Regions from separate parts of the Mus musculus genome. Here region 2 is linked to region 1. The links are chromatin loops, found by intact Hi-C in ENCODE. Cell type or tissue: left cerebral cortex. All regions are shown on one strand.

Region 1 (8,000 bases):
GAGGGTCGGGTTGGGGTGGAGATGAAGTGTAAACTGGTAGAGACGGTTAGACAGCCGCCTAGGATAGCTTGCTCTGCCAGGGATTCAAGTGTGAGGTGCAAGGACCCACCCCATCTACTCTCAGGAGCTACTAGGGTCTAAGCCACTTGCTGCGCGCGCAAAGCGCGCGGGTTCCCAATCGGTCCCCGGTCCCCACCCATCCAAGGTGCCTCCCTCCCCAGCTCCTGTGCCGTGCAACTGAAACCCCAGTAGCGCTCACCTATCTTGGTTTGCTCGCCGTAGCTCTTTTCGTTGAGGCAAACCCCGCGGCCGTGCAGCAGGGCGTGCAGCGGCTTCTCCTCATCCTGCCGGGGGAGGCAGCGCAAACCCTGGGCGCAGCGCTCCGTGTAGACGCCACACGACTGTCCCTCCGCCAGGGCGCAAGTCATGCAGCAGCCACAGCCGGGCTCTTTGACCAGCTCACAGCCCAGAGGGCTGGGGGGACACATGGACAGAGCTTTCTCGTCGCAGGGTTCACAGTGCACGAAAGAACCCAGGCCTTGAGCCGGTACGGCATAGGCGGCCAGCAGCAGGAGGACCACGCTGATCACCATTTTCTCGGAGTCTGGCTTTACCTCGGGGCGGGGCAGGAGAGCGAGAGTGTGTGGAGAAAGAGGGAGCCTGGAGATTTTTTTCCTTTTAAATCTCTTGCAGGTAGAGCAGGTGCTCTCCCCCAAACACTTGCAAAATATGAGGCAAGGAGGATTCAGATGCCTGCACGCAAGTCCCAATTGCGAGGATTAAAGACTTGCAACAGGTTGGGGGTGAAAAAAAGAGGCGCGCCAGGTGCACGCAGAGCGAGCGGAGACCGTAGAAACCCCCAGGCGGGATCGGGTCAGAATTGGGGGTGGTGGTGGAGAGAACCACAGAATTGCTCACTCCAAAGCAACAGAAATAATTAGCTTGGAGGCCTTGAAAAGGGAGGAGGTGAAGAAAAAAATGGATTGGGCTTAATTTTCCCCCCTTTGCTTAAAATCTAAAACGCAACCCCACTCCGCTCGGTCTCAGCGGCCAGCTGCGCTGCTGCCGCAGAACAGGTAAGAGGCGTCGGCGGCTGACAACAAGATCGGGAAAATGTTGAAATCGAGGGGGGAAAAAGGGCAAAAACCCAGACCTCACCAAACCTGGACCCCAACACCTGCTCTGTCACCACCTCTTCGAAACCCGCAGGTTCTGCGTGAAGTCCGGAGAAGGGTGCAGACCGAGGGGGGGGGTAACAAAAAGGAACAAAAAGGGGGAAAAAAGCCCAAACAGCTTTGCAGCTCTTTCCTAGCTCTTTTAGAAGTTTCCAAAGAGACTGCGGGCTCTGGTCGAGCAGGCGCTTTTAAATAGACGGCCCCTGGCTGCCAGCCAGTTGTAGCTGCAATTTGAGCTCCCCAACACCCAACCCATGCAAGGATGCCAAGGAGCTTTGCAGCGCAAACTCACACGGGGTGGGGGTGGGGAAGAGAGGCCTTCTAGACACGGGGGCTCCCCTTCGCTCCCTACACAGAGCCCTCCTCCTCACGGAATGTACGGAAAGGGCTTTGGGGGGGGGGCGAAGACAGGCGAGCTACAGAGGAGAGTAGGGAGAAGGTGGAGGGAGGAGTGGATGGCAGTACTCTTCAGAAGCTGGGTGAATACAATGGAGCGAGTCTGTTTTCCGACAACTAGCCCGGACACTGGCTGTTAGGAGTCACATTTTCTTATTAGCCGTGTATACCCTGCCCAAGAAGTCCTTTCCAACTTTAGAAAAAAAAGTGTCTAAGAGACCACTGAAGGTTTGTCTGTCTGTGTGTTTGTGTTTGGAGGACAAGTAGTGTACAGTAGCTGGTGAGGGGCATTGAGATAAATTTAAAGAGAAAAGGAGTGCGGGCGCGTGTGTAGACCCCTCCCCCATTAAAAGGGGCAGAGGGATTATGGCAAGGGCTTGTCATTATTGTTCTGGTGGGGTACTGATTTTAGTTAAAGCCAGTGGTCATTTTCCTTCACCTATATAGATGACCAGGGAATCTCTCTCTCTCTCTCTCTCTCTCTCTCTCTCTCTCTCTCTCTCTCTCTCTCTCTGAGTGTGAGCGTGCTATGTGCACTTTCAAGAAGGGATAACGCCCTCCACCCCACCCCCCTCCCCAGCTTTGTTGGGAGTAGTGACTGAGACCCTGGAGGAAATGCTGTGGGTTGTCAGTTTTATCTGGTGTCCTCATGGACACCTTAAATGTCCTTTTAAATGGAAGGAAGGTAGGATAAAGTGATAACCTTCTTGGGTTGACAATGAGGCATTTCTGTGGGGTAGGCAGATCCTGGAGTGAGCAGGTACCTCGCTGCAGGAGACCTTGTTTAAGGGTTAATATGTACCAAGGTAGCATCCTGGAGCCTGCACGTGAGAAATCCTCACCATGCCACAGGAAGCCCCAGATCGCTAGTCAGCACTAGGGACCATTCTTCCCTTAGGAAAATGAAAGAAAACCTAATTTTTGAAAGAAGGAATATGATGGCTTTAGCTTTTTTTGTTTGTTTTAAAAATTAATTTGACATGATAGGTGGTCTGTAGACTGCCCACCACAGGTAAGAAAAGACATGATCAAGTGATGGTCTCTGGGGAGTTCTTGGGGGCAGGGCTTTTGCCCTTTCTCCAACTCTCTTCTTCCCTTGCTCTGTTCTTTTAGAAAAAGGGGCTGCATTTCATGAATTTTGCCACTAGACTGCACCCTTATCTATGATAAGAATTCTTGCTGGAGGACTGCAATATTGAGAAAATATTTCCCTTGCTGGCTCCATTTGGGAGCATCTCCCCGGGCGCTGTTCACACTCCCAGATTCTGATCCAGATTCTCGGTTCTCTGCCAATAGGCACATTTTAAGACAGGACCAAATCTTAAAGGTGTCCTTTTACACCCATTGCCAGGGCAGTTTTATTGTGTTGGTGGCTAGCAGAGGGAAGAAGAGCTGTGTGCACCAATGTACCCCCACACCCCCCAAAAAGGCAGGAGGGTTGGTTGGTTCCAAGAGCCTGTCTCTGCTGTTGGAGGGCTTGGGAAAGCAGGGAGCAACTTAACATTAGAAACTGGGTTGCATTATTTTAGAAGGGGAAGAGATCAAGTGTTATTTTCTTATTTAAGTTAACTTCAGGAGGGAAGAGTGTTAGAAAGGGGCATGGTGTGGGGATGGGCTCAGCTCACCCTGGTGTAGCATTTGAAACGAGAAATCTAGGGTGGTTCTTCTGTCCGGTTTCTCAAGAGTTGCCCAGTACTCTCAAAATATAGCCTCTAGAAGTAAATTTTGTTCTAGCTGACTTCTTGTGGCTAAGTACAGTGTGTAAGGACCAGTAAGAGAAGGAGAGGGCTCATAGAGAAGAGAGGTGGGCAGGGAGAAGAGAAGTGAGAGAGTGGGAAATTGGTCCTCGAAGGGTGATGGTGGGGTCATGGGGAGAGATCAGTGAATGACTTTCTATATTAAACAACCATGATGAGCTCCACTTCCAAAAGAGCAGAAGGAACCGAGAGACGGGCACTGCTCTTCAGGGTCACAGGGTAGGCTCTTGAGAGCACACACGAAACCTCCTTTGAACCCTGGGATCGTCTGTAGCGATTTTTATCAGTGACTGGAGAGGTGAATTTTATGCTCAACAGTCTATATGTGATGTTCAGTGACAAGCGTGCTGGGTGTTGGGGCATAAGGGCTTCCCATGAGTCCATTCTCTCTGCCCTCTATTCGAAAAGCCCTGGACTCTTCAGAAGATGGGAGGGGGGGGGACTTAATATCAACAGAGTTTCACTGAGATGACTAACTTATTCTGGACACACTGAAATCTGGTCGCACTCTCAGAGACCTCCTTAATGGCTGGCTTAGCTTTGCTGCCAGGAACGTACCTGTGTGTGGATAGCTGAGCTCTGATAAGCCTTTGGACACAATCTTCTTAGTGATGTTTGAAGTTAAATGTCATCTACCATGCTCTGTCTCCCCTGAGATCACTCTTTTATTTGCTTTGACAAGAATTAAGTGATGACCAGGACCAAGCTTCAAGAACTACAAGAGAATGAAAGATTTGTGCTGTTTGTCTGAACAACATTCAAAGGGCTTTCGTTCAGGAAGCTTACCAGACCTCCATAAGCCAGCTGTTTCTCCAAGATTTTGGAATGATTTCTAGGGCAAGGATGGTTCCTGATAACAGGGTTGGGGAAAGCAAGTTAACTATTGTCTAAGAGAGGTTTATTCATCATTGGTTCCACTTTCAAGATCTGGTCATTGACTTTTTCCCCACCAGATACATGCATACAGAGAGACCAAGACCCATCAGGAAGACTAATGCCACTGTCTTATCTGGATCCTACACTCTGGTACTTTTAAAAACAGGCACCCAGTCTTCAAGTCCTTCTACAGTAAAAGAAGTTGAGCAGGATAGAGCCAGGCAGGGTAGGGAGCAGCTCAGGACTGCTGTGGTGTAGTGTCATCACTGAAGGCTAGGTGGCAGAACAGATACATCACTGAAATCATGCCTCTACCTCCTTTCATGCAGGAAGAGGAAGAAGAAGCAGAGGAGAGGCAAATGAACGAACGAACGAAGAGCTTTAACAATGGGGTTAGGTGCATGGGAGAGACATAGCCTTGCAGAGGGGCATCCTTGTGTGCCTGCACCCTTTGGGCTCACTTTCATGCTGTCAAGCCTGCCCACTCTTTCTGGTGTTAGCAACACACATGCCTGAGTTACTAAATGTCCTTCTAGCAGCCCCTCAAGATTTACCCTGAAGACAGGTTCCTCCAGCTTGGAATATGGTGACGTTTCGTTCATCAGTACAAGCCCTAAAACTTCTCGGTGGTGGTCTTCATTAAAAAGCACACTATCGTCTCCCTTTACTACGAGTTCTAAGATGTTAATTCATCTATTTCACGCAGTCCAAACACATAGCTGTCTGCTCAGAACCTCTTGCCATCGTGGCTCGGGACTTTCTCAAGAATAACACGGTGTTGCAGGGGCTCACGGGCTCCACCCTCTCCGGTAGTCTTCTGGCAGAGGCAGGCTCTCTCCTCAGATAGCTCTGGGTTCCTTTGCACAGTGGATTCGTAGGTTTTATATGACATTTCTTATAGAAAGGAGGATGACTTCTAGCGTCAAACCACGTGCTGCTTTAAAGTTCAAGTTTTATAAGTGAGGCTCGCTGCAGCGGGCAACTTAACCGGAGTTGAAATTGACCCCCGAGGCGGACTGTTTTATAAAAGAGCAGAAGCCAGCCGTGACTCAGAGTGATTTGTGTCCCTATGTGAGCAGTATATGCATCCATGGTTTTACGGATTAATGCTTAGGAGTTGCTGGAGCCAATCCAGGCAGAGAGGGGGCTAAGCAGAACTCCACAGAGACAGTTTGGGCCTGCAGCCCCCCTGTCTCTCAGACCACGGGACCTGGCTTGTTTCTACAACGGGCAGCTCAGAAGCCCCGTTCACTTTGGAAAATGAGATTAACAAGGAAAAGTGATCCGTTGTGACTTCGAAGACAGGATGGGGAGGTCCGGCTCTGGAGGAGAGAGAGAAGTGGGTAGGGAAATGGAGTAAGAGGAGAGAGACAGAGGGTTAACTGCTTGAAACGGGTTTAATGAGCGTGAACTATGGAAAGGCCAAATAAAAACCACAGAGCCTTGTGGAGGACAGGTTTCATCATAGTTCAGCGGGGAGAGGGAGTGTGGGCGAATTTATGTGAAGCAGGAGAAGACCTTCCTCAGGCTGCCTTCCTTTTAGTTATTAGAAAATGGTTACAAGATAACAGATTTTGGAGTCTTAAACATAAAATCTGGGGCTTGGGGAGATGTCTCAGCAGTTAGCAGCACGAGCTGCTCTTACAGGGGTCTAGGTTGGATTTCTAGCACTCATGTCTGACAACTCCAGCTCCAGGGGGTCAAGCGCCCTCTTCTGGCCTCTTCAGACATCACAAACATATGCACCCCCATCCACTGTAATGAAAATAGAAATAAGTCTTTAAATAAAATCAATTCTGACTCTTATTGTTAGCCTTAAAATCGTATACACTCTAAATATGCACAAATATGCAACGTCTTAATCCCCAACCAAAATTCACTTAACAACTTTTAAAGGAAACTCAAGTCAACAACTCAGCCATTAAAAAAAAAAAATCAAACATTCTAGCACAATACAATCTGAAGATTGTGTTATTTCCTCATTTGATGCTGAGGAAAGACTGTAGGAAAATATTGTTTTGGGTTTTTTTCATAATGAAATCATTTCAGTTCTGTAAGAGAAGACTGCATGGGTACAGTAAAGTCAGTGCGCTTAACTCGGAGTGCACCATAGTCTTACAGTCAAAGCACTGTCAAATCCATCAAAAATGCAAATAAAGTCAACCAACGCTCCCATCCCTACAAAACAAGTGACAATACTAATTAATATGTTGGTTGGTATTAGGCTGAGGTCTTGCTGGAAAATATGTATCAATATTTGTGATTGCAATTTAACTGTTACAGTGTAAAGTTTTTGAGTACACATGTTGATGTACTGATCCATTATTTAATCCTTCGGTTACTCCCTAACCAGTACTGGAGTCCTGCCTTACACAGTGGTTAGGTTTTTGTTGTTGTTGTTGTTTTGTTTTTCGAGACAGGGTTTCTTTGTGTAGCCCTGGCTGTCCTGGAACTCACTCTGTAGACCAGGCTCAGAAATCCGCCTGTCTCTGCCTCCCGAGTGCTGGGATTAAAGGCGTGCACCACCACGTCCGGCATTGTTTTGTTTTTCCAGACAGGGTTTCTCTGTATAGCCCTGGCTGTCCCGAAACTCTCTCCATAGACCAGGGTGCCCTTGAATTCAGAGATCTACCTGCCTCCGGCTCCTAAGTGCTGCAATCAAAGGTGTACACTCCCACGACCTGGTTTCACCGTGATTAGTTTTAAAGCCAGTTTGCAAAGTGAAATTTGGGTATAGTCAAAATTCCTACAGGGAAATTCCTTCAGTCATGAGAGAAATAGAACCAGCATTTTTACAACCTGACTCCCGCCGCGGTCACGTGGGCTCTTTCCCTGCTATCTCAGTGGGGAGTGGACCTGGCTTTGATGTTTTGTTAGGGGAAAATGTTCTTCTATAGTGAGATTAGAAGGTGATCGTCCAAAGTGATCTAAGGTGCGTTCAGTCTTCAAAACCACTTAAAAAAATGAAACAGAAATGCACATCCTTGTGTAACTTCCAAAGAATGCATCCAGGAACTCTTTCTTCAACGTGAGTCGTGTCCCTGCACACATGGTGTCGTGGAACTGAATGTGAGGCCTGTGGGAAACGTGGCGATAGTAAAAGGTTTTCAAAAGTGCAACGATTAAAAAGTAACTCACAGTCAAACGTGTAACAAATCCAACGTGCGTCTGGTGGTACTCATCACGCATTGCATCACGGGACTTTACCACAGCTCTTCTGAATCTACAGCACGCCAACTTCATACTGAACATACCGTATTGGCACACACACCAGTGCACACTGCATGAAACACATCGGCTCAGATCTGAGACTTTTGTGCATTACGCATTAAGTTGACTTTACTGTACACACAGTTTTCTTCTCTTACAGAAGCATAATGGTTTAATTGTGGAGAACAAAGACTTTTAATATTTTCCTATCATGTTTCCTCCTCATCAAATGAAGTGTATATCTGGGTTGTGTTGTGTTAGAATGTTTTATTTTAAAGATGACTGAGTTTTTTGGCTTGCATTGCCTTTAAAAAACTGTTAAGTGACTTTGGGTTGGGATTAGGACAGAATTTCCAACAGTTTCTGAAATGGCTGTAAACATACTTTTTATCATGAATTTCTATGGCGTGGTGTTCTCAGCATTTACAATTGTAAAGTAAAAATATTGATCAATTCTAAAAAATATTGCAGTTGCTCAGTGTCCTTCAGTGTCAAGTGGTAAGATTTAATTCATTATGTAAAAAAAGCAAACATCTCTCTCATTTCTATGTAGAGTTTCTTTTGTCTTTTTAAAAAAATATTTTAT
Region 2 (8,000 bases), 650 kb after region 1:
ATCTCCCCTAATGTGGTGGTTTGAATAGCAATAGTCCCTATAGGTTCAGAGATTTGAAGGCTTGGGTACCAGGGAGTAGCACTAGGAGGAGGTGTGGCCTTCTTAGGGTGGGTGTGGCCTTATCAGAGGAAGTGTGTCCCTGGGGGTGGGCTTAGGGTTTCAAAAAGCTCAAGAAGGGCCCAGGGTCTCTCTATTCCTGTAGAACTCTCCGTTTCCTCGCCACCATTGTCTGCCTGCACTCTGCCCAGTCCCAGCTGTGCTGATAATGGACTAAATCTCTTAACTGTAAGCCAACTCCAGTTAAATGTTTTCCTCATAAGAGTTCCCGTAGTCATGGTGTCTCTTCACAGCAATAGAACAATGACTAAGTAACCTTACTCACTACTAACTGGTAAAACTTTTGTTTATATGAACACTTGTTTACACTCACATTTCTGGAAGTTCACAGCCTGGAGCTATGGACCTCTTCCCCTCTCTGCTTCTTTAAGAAACAGCCAGTTGAGAAAGACTGAGGTTGAGGAAAGGGCACAATTCACGACCTGTGGTAGAATAAAAACCAAATGAATTCCCCGCACCAGCTTGCCTTCTAGCCCAGTTTGGGTTCTGGAACATCCTTTTGAGGGAGAAGTCATTGACCGGAATGGCTGCTTTTCCTTTGTTCCTCTGTCCCTTTGTGCTGCTGTGCACCTGCGTTTACTCCTTCTTGCTTTCTAACACTGCTGAACTTCTGCTTCACAGCCCCTTGCTCTGCTCCAGCAGCGCCCCACCCACCCACCCCCACCCTGGTACACACACAAGCATTTACAAACACAGAAAGATTCCGAGAAGAACTAACAAAATCTCAGAGAAGAAAGCATAGGAAGTATTCATGGGGTTTGGTTTTTTTTTCTTCAAAACAACATGTTCTTTGATGATTTCCTTTCATATTTTCTTTGAAGGCACAAGTAACAAAAATATATGTATATTATATATGGATGAAATTGAAATTTTGGTTCTCAAGTAATAACACAAACATACAAAGTGGAAATACAAGCTTTGTAATGGTAGAAAATAGTTGTAAGCATCTATTTAATCAAAACTTCTACCCAGAAGATATAAAGAACGCTTTAGATGTAAAACCTTTTAAACCTTTTAAGCATCAAAGACTGTAAATAAGCATTGTTCTAAAAAAAAAAATAGAAATCTAAAAATGGTCAATTAAGTTTATGGAAGAATGTTCAGTGTTGTTAGTCATTAAGAAAATACAAATGGAGGGCATACCCAGAAATTACCCACACCACTGAAATGGCTCCACTCGGTGATGGGTGACAACTGTTAAAGAGACACCTCAGCCATTTCTCCCAGGTTTGACACTTAACAATCATAAGTGCTGATAAATGTATAGAGAAATTAGAATATTCCTGTATTGCCAGCAGGTATGTGGTCTGGCGAAGCCACTTGGAAGAAAAGACAGCATTTAAAATTCCCCTTCAAGTTATTAAACATGGACGCTGCCTTATCAACTAGTGATTCGATTTCTTTAACTGAAGTTGCATCACATATGTACATGTGTGCCGGCACATTAATAGCAACAGTGCTCACAATATCCAGAAAATAAAAAGCATCATGCCATTTACCAAGTGATGGACAACTGACCACAAGGTGTATCTACACAAGTCAACAATACCTGAAAATATAGACTGAAGTTCTAGAACATGGTGCACCATGGAGAAAAACCTAAAGCATTATACTAAAGGAAAGACTGTTAGCATTGGGTCTAAGCTCCACCCCTCAGTCCCTGGCAACACCAGGTAGGCCTGACCCACTATAAAAGGGGCTGCTTGCCCCCTCTTTGCTCTTTTTCGTGTTCTCTCTTGCTCTTTCTCTGCTTCCCTTCTCCCCCCTCCATCCCCTTACTCCCCTCTCTCCACAAGCTCATGGCCAGCCTCTACTCCTCTACTCTTCTACTTATCTACTCTCTCTCTACCTTTCTCTGCCTCTACTACCCTGTTAACTCCCCTCCCCGTGCCCTTAATAAACTCTATTCTATACTATACTGTCCTGTGGCTGGTCCCTCAGGGGGAAGGGATGCCTTGGCACGGGCCCCACTGAGGCACCCTTCACCACACCTCCATAGAACATATCTCCCTTCTCTTTGTCTTTTTGTAAACACATCAAAGACACCATCCAAAAGTGGACACATGAAAACATGTCTATGAAATCTATAGCAACAGAAAGCAGATTAGTGATTACCTAGGTCTTGTGGGTGGAAGTGATGGCAAGAACAAATAGTGATAATTGTGGGAGCTTTGTGAGAGGGTGGGAACAAAATTAGTCTATGCTTGGATTATGTCGCTATTTTTACTATCCTATGAATTTTTTAAAAGACACTAAATTGTTGACTTTAAGTGACTGAAATGTGTGTGTGTGTGTGTTTGTGCATTTGTATGTGTATGAATTTTATTTTAACAGGCTGTTTAAAATGTGTTGTTGGAGGCCTTTCTGTCTGCCGCGTAGAACTCAGTTATGTATCCTTGCATTTCTTTGGGAAAGGTCAATTGTCTTACCATGAGTTGAATTCTAACTCTAGAGAAATATCAAGTTACTGAAGCAATAGATATATGTTCCTTAGAGAGATCATTTCAGTACAGTGAGGTGTTTCCCAGGGCGTGTGGTGCTAGCTGTCCTTGGAAAGGCTGGTTTACATCGAATGCATGGGTCTTGGGAAGCCTCCAGTGTTCAAGCATGTTTTCACCCACAGTAATCTTGCCGCCTCTCTCCCACTTCGAACTCTCTTCCCACTTTTTACTTTGTTTCTGCCTAACAACCACTGTCCAAATATAACTTCTCTGCCAGGATTCCAAGGTGAAATGTGATCCAAAGGTTCATGTGTTTGAACCCTTGCTCAAAGCTGTTTTTCAAAGGCTGTGGAACTTCTAAGGTGAGTGGCCTCCCTGGTAGAGGTGGGCCCCACGGGCAGAATTTGAAGGTTGACCTGCTTCCGGTTCCAGCTGCTCGCTCTGCTTCCTAGACTGCCGCCACATGAGGAGTCCTGACACAGGCTCTTGTCACATGGTGCTGCTTTCTCATCTCTTCACCACCATGATGAACTATAAGATCTGAAATTATGAGCCAAGATACATCCCTCACATTTCCTCTGTGGGGCACCCCATCATGGCAATTTCTAAACAGCTAACTAGTATCTTTTGCACAGACATATATGTTATTTATTGCTATTGAACACCATATCCTGAAAACCTGTGGCTTTAAACAAACAGAAATAATAATGTGTATTGTCTCAGTTTTATTTAGCCCTGGGACCTGGCGTCAGCTTACCTGGGTGGCCCAGTCCAGGTCCTCATTCCACTGTGGTAAGCTCAAGGTGTTGGCAAAAGCTTCAGGCATCTGACAGTTGGACTGGACCTGGGTGTCTGTTTCCTGGATGGCTCCATTCCATGGGGTTGGCAAGAGTTCCCCATTATTGCCACATGAGCCTCTTTATAAATTGCTTGTGTATCCTCACAACAGAATAGCTAACTTGCCCTACTGCAAACAACCCCAAGAAAAGAGGTAAAAGATGGTGCCTTTACTCTGCTAGCTCCCAGAGGTGAGTATCACCCTTCCTCTACCTTTTTGTAGAAGTCACTAAACCCAGCCACCACTCTCCAGGAGACAAAGTTGAGTACCTACTTTTCAAAGACACGGTTAAAACAAACTCTTAGGAAGCCCAGTTTAGAGCCTGACAACACACTTTGCACAAACACATTCTCTTGTCTGGTACTCTCTCCTGCCTCATTCAATTTGTGTTTTCTCTATAGCATTACTATCATTATCTCTACTTGCCCATCTTTTGACTTAAGATCTAGGACAACAGGAGATTATACATTTTTCACACTCACTACTCTATATCCAGAAGAGTTTCTGGATAAGTTGGCTCAGTGACTGCCTGGTTTCCTGATCAGATGAATGTGAGTTGGGGGAAGAGTCATGGGAGCACACTCAGCCATGGAAACCAGTTACAATGGATCCAAACCTAACACATTGCCCAAAACTTTAGCTTAACAGAATTCTAATGATTTAATTTTTAATATTAATATAGTTACAATTCACTGTTAAGTCACCATGTGATAATAGCTGAGGAAATGGGAGCCTTCACAGTCCCCCCACTAAGAAGTTTCTGCTTTTCAGACTACAACAAACTCTACTAACCAAAACAAAACTTAGGAAAGTCTTTCCTTGTTCCACATGGAAAATAAACAAACAATGGCAACAACAAAGTCTCACCTCTCTTCTCAAGGATCAGCATGAGGCTTTGGGTGGTGGCAATGTCTAGTGTGCCCACAGTGCCTCAAGGTCACAATGTACTGCAGTGGCCAGGAGCCAGAGTTTAATGCAAGCCGTCATCTGAAATTAGGAATAAAAGGTCCCACATGATTCCTTGCTGACTTGTTGTATTTATTCAGAATTTAGCAGCATCTTTAGCTGAATGTTGATGTTCCTTGGCTCTAGAGAATAAGGAAATCCGCATGCAATTAGGAAGCTGACAGTAATGGAAAGTGCATGGGATTAGGAGACCAAAATACATTGCTAATTTGCAGAAAGCCTGGCTTTCCATATCTATAAAAAGGCACAGCCAGACTGATGAGGGTAGAGATAATTTCAAATTCCTATTCTGATTGGATTGTGTTAGAAAGCATGTAGATATCTTAACATCTCTTGAAGAGTCTTTGCCAACTTCTTACCAGAAATGTCAGTGAGCATCGTCATGTGTACAACTGGATCTCTCTCTCTCTCTCTCTCTCTCTCTCTCTCTCTCTCTCTCTCTCTCTTCTCAGTCTAAGACAATGGGATTGGGACACTCAATAAAAGAAACACACACAAAAGGTTAGAAGTATCAAATACAAACTCCCCACTTCAGTGCCATGTGAGGCAAGGGATGATTTCAGTAGATAAGGAGTATGGCTCCCAGCTGTCTCTTAAGAGCAGCAACAACTCACACTTAGGGCAATGCTAGTTCAGGGACATGTTCAGTCCATCAGCTCCTAGCATCTCATTGCTGTCCTTGGTGGCCTACAATGAAGCTCCTAAATCAAGGACTAAAGAGGCCTTGGTCTTTAGGGAACCCTGGGGCCTGAGGAGCAACCTCACTAAATTCCTTGCCCTGTCTGCTGGGACAGACAGTCGTGAGGACAGAACAGGGACAGGAGTTACTGTTGGCCCTCTAGTTAATTTTCAGAGGGAATAAACACCCGAGAGTGTCCATCTGTGCACCAGCCCCTGCAGCAGTAGAACAAGCAGGGCAACTGTGGAAAATAATGGCCCACTCTGTTGAGCCACGCCCCCAGGCAGCTAGCACCCTTCCCTGCTGTGGTGGCAAAAACAAAGGGCAGGGCCTGTCTCCCTCAGGAATGTCCAGGGAATTATATGCTAGCCATAGGTTTGGGTCTGAGGGCTGTGTTACAGTCCAAGCAAAACTCTTTTGGCCTATTGGATAAGGGGGACCTTTATATGTCCCCCCTTTGGGACTGTGATCTTTAAAATCGTGTGTGTGTGTGTGTGTGTGTGTGTGTGTTTGTGTGTGTGTGCCTATATTATATAGAGATATAGATCAGAATCGAAGGAATTCATATAGTTCAAGACCTCCCTGTTTTAGACAAAGAAGCAGCACTTTGAGGGGAATGGATGTATCCACCACAGCATGGGCACATAGTGCCTCTGAGCCCTGATTAAAACCGCTGGCAGGGCGAAGGAGCTTAGCAAATGGAGCACACAGTCCACTGTATTATTGGGCATGGATTATTTACGAGATTTAGTGCCTATTAAATGGGAGTCATCAAGCCTGGGTATAATTTAATGTCGTTTGTTAAAATGACACTGGGAAGGGAAGAGGTCAACAGTTAAGAGACTCCACGTCTCATTTCAGAGGAAAATTCAGTTATAGTGTCCAGTGAGTAATTAGGCCCGTTCCTTAGGAAAAGGGCTCCAAACAATACATAGTGACTATCAAAGCTCTCAGAGTGACTGAAGCCTTGCAGAAAGGAATTATTCAGGAGAATGGAGAGCAGAGCATGCAGGTGCGTGAGAAACAGAGTGAAAATGAACTGGGGAAGCTGCGGGTGGCAAAGGAGTTGGGGACAGCCTACAGCAGGGCACGTAGAGCCAAGGGAAGCCACTCTTTCAGGATGCAGAGACCAGGAGGCCATGCTAGCTTACCCACACTTTGGAACATAACTCTCCCCTGGCCCGAATGAGGTAGAAACATCTCCAGAACTCTTGCCCCGTATTGCCCTGCTCAGTCCCTAAAATGAGGCTGAGATCCCAGACGTCAGTGCTCTCAGCTGGAACCCAGGGCGGATGCCTCTATCAGCTCTTCCATGCATTCCATCCACCATTCTCAGTGTCCCACACTAAGAACCTAACATGCAGGTCTGTCTCTTCAGGCTGGCAGATAGACCAACATTTATTAAATCACAGTCATACAGAAAAGTAGGCTAAGGCAAGGAAGAGATACTTCCAGCAAATACCTGAGTAGACACTACTGTGTTTTCAAAGCATCCCCTTCTTCCTGAACTTGGCAAAGCATCATTAGCAAATAGGCAGTGTGCTTCTGCTCTGCTCTGCACCTCAATTCAATTAACAAGGGAAACTGCGTGTTTCCAAAGAAATGTTGAAGCTCTGAGGAAAGGCAGAACATGACTGTGAAGCCCTCAGGGTCAGGACATCAGATAAGCTCTGCAAACTGAAGAGTCGGAAGAAGACAACATTAAGAGCACAGGGCTGAAAGTAATCAGATCTGAGTCCTAAACGTGGTCCTGACTGTAGTGAGCTGTGGGGTATCCCCAATGAGGAAAAGTCTCCTAAGCAAAATCTTGGCCAAGCCTGGGTTAGATGTGAACAGCAAGTAAGACACCATTGCTAACGGGGAGAAACCCCAGGATGACAAAATACAAGAGCTGAATTAATGGAGGGGAAGAGAAGTGGGAGAAGGAGGAGCGGAGCTGGAAAGATGAAAAATGAGTTTTAAGATGCATAGTTATGTAACTGACACCTCAGGCAGGGTGCAGGGAAAGGAGGAAGATGGCAGAAAGCCCTGGGCTTTCATTTTCACCATCAGGTGGGAACACATGGACACGGGATGGGGCCCAAAAGCTGGAAAATGGGAGAAGGAAGCAGCGGGACAGAGTGAGCACTCGGGGGAGCCAGGGGAGGCTCTATTTGATGAATAGAGGGAACTCTGTCTTTGTAAAGGTCAGATCATGTTCAGGACTACTAACCCAGCAAAAGGAGAGATGAGAGAACCAAGTTGGCTGCTTCAGCACCATGCTCTCTATGGGCTTTGTTTTCATCTACTTGAGCGAGACCAAGTTAAGTGGATATTACAAAAAGACTTCAGCCTAGTCAGACATGCTGTTCAAAGATTAACTAAATGCAGAAAATGAAGAAAAACTAGATTCTCATGGGAGGAAAATGCCATAATGGGAGAATTTGGCAGGGTGTGTGTGTGTGTCTCGCACATATGTATATATAAATGTGGAAGCCCATACTTGATGTCAGGTGTCTTCCTCTACCACTTCCCACCTTATTTTTGAGACAGGATCTCTCAGCTAACCTCAAGCTCCCTGATTCAAAAAGACAGGCCAGTGAGCTCCAAAGATCCTCCTGTTACTTACCCAGTGCTAGGATCACAAGTATGCACACCACGCCTGTCCTTTCATTTTTAAAATTGGCCAGCTTTTCTGTTTGTTACTGTGGTGCCGGAGATATGAACCCAGGTGAGCGGCCCTGTGTGCTACTTTTTTAAAAATTGCATTACAAGATTTTTCCAAAAAAATTATATTATTTTTAAGATTGTTTAAGTGCAAAGGTCAAGTCTTTCTCATTTTCCCTATGTTTGATGTCAAGAAGAATAGAGTGCACTCGAGGGTCCTAAAGACAACTGTCACAAAAACACAAGCACAAGATACTTGGATATTTAGTAAACAGGTATGAGGAAAAAAATGCCAAGCTCTTGGATTCTTCAT

What was found. Peaks named below come from ENCODE experiments on the same cell type or tissue, not always from the same donor. Only the 100,000 strongest peaks of a DNase experiment are listed, where the experiment ranks them.
Region 2: a loop joins it to region 1, with 2.4 times the contacts of the local background. A loop is called at or near these places in 2 of 42 quality-filtered maps.

The regions. Positions count from the first base shown.
Region 1 is chr1:72,873,547-72,881,546 of GRCm38, forward strand. It overlaps Igfbp5 (insulin-like growth factor binding protein 5), which reads right to left and starts at 1,319. Exons shown (of 4, transcript NM_010518.2): 1 at 260-1,319. The coding sequence starts at 593. In left cerebral cortex, CTCF peaks have their summits at 395, 2,722, 4,461 and 5,926 (motif pointing left); DNase peaks (open chromatin) are centred at 334, 1,401, 2,752, 4,476 and 1 more place; H3K4me3 peaks cover 2,357 bases; H3K27ac peaks cover 1,249 bases.
Region 2 is chr1:73,525,410-73,533,409 of GRCm38, forward strand. It overlaps C530043A13Rik (a long non-coding RNA gene), which reads right to left and starts at 4,556. Exons shown (of 4, transcript XR_373514.2): 1 at 4,264-4,556; 2 at 431-539. In left cerebral cortex, no CTCF peak of the experiment used is centred here; a DNase peak (open chromatin) is centred at 4,556.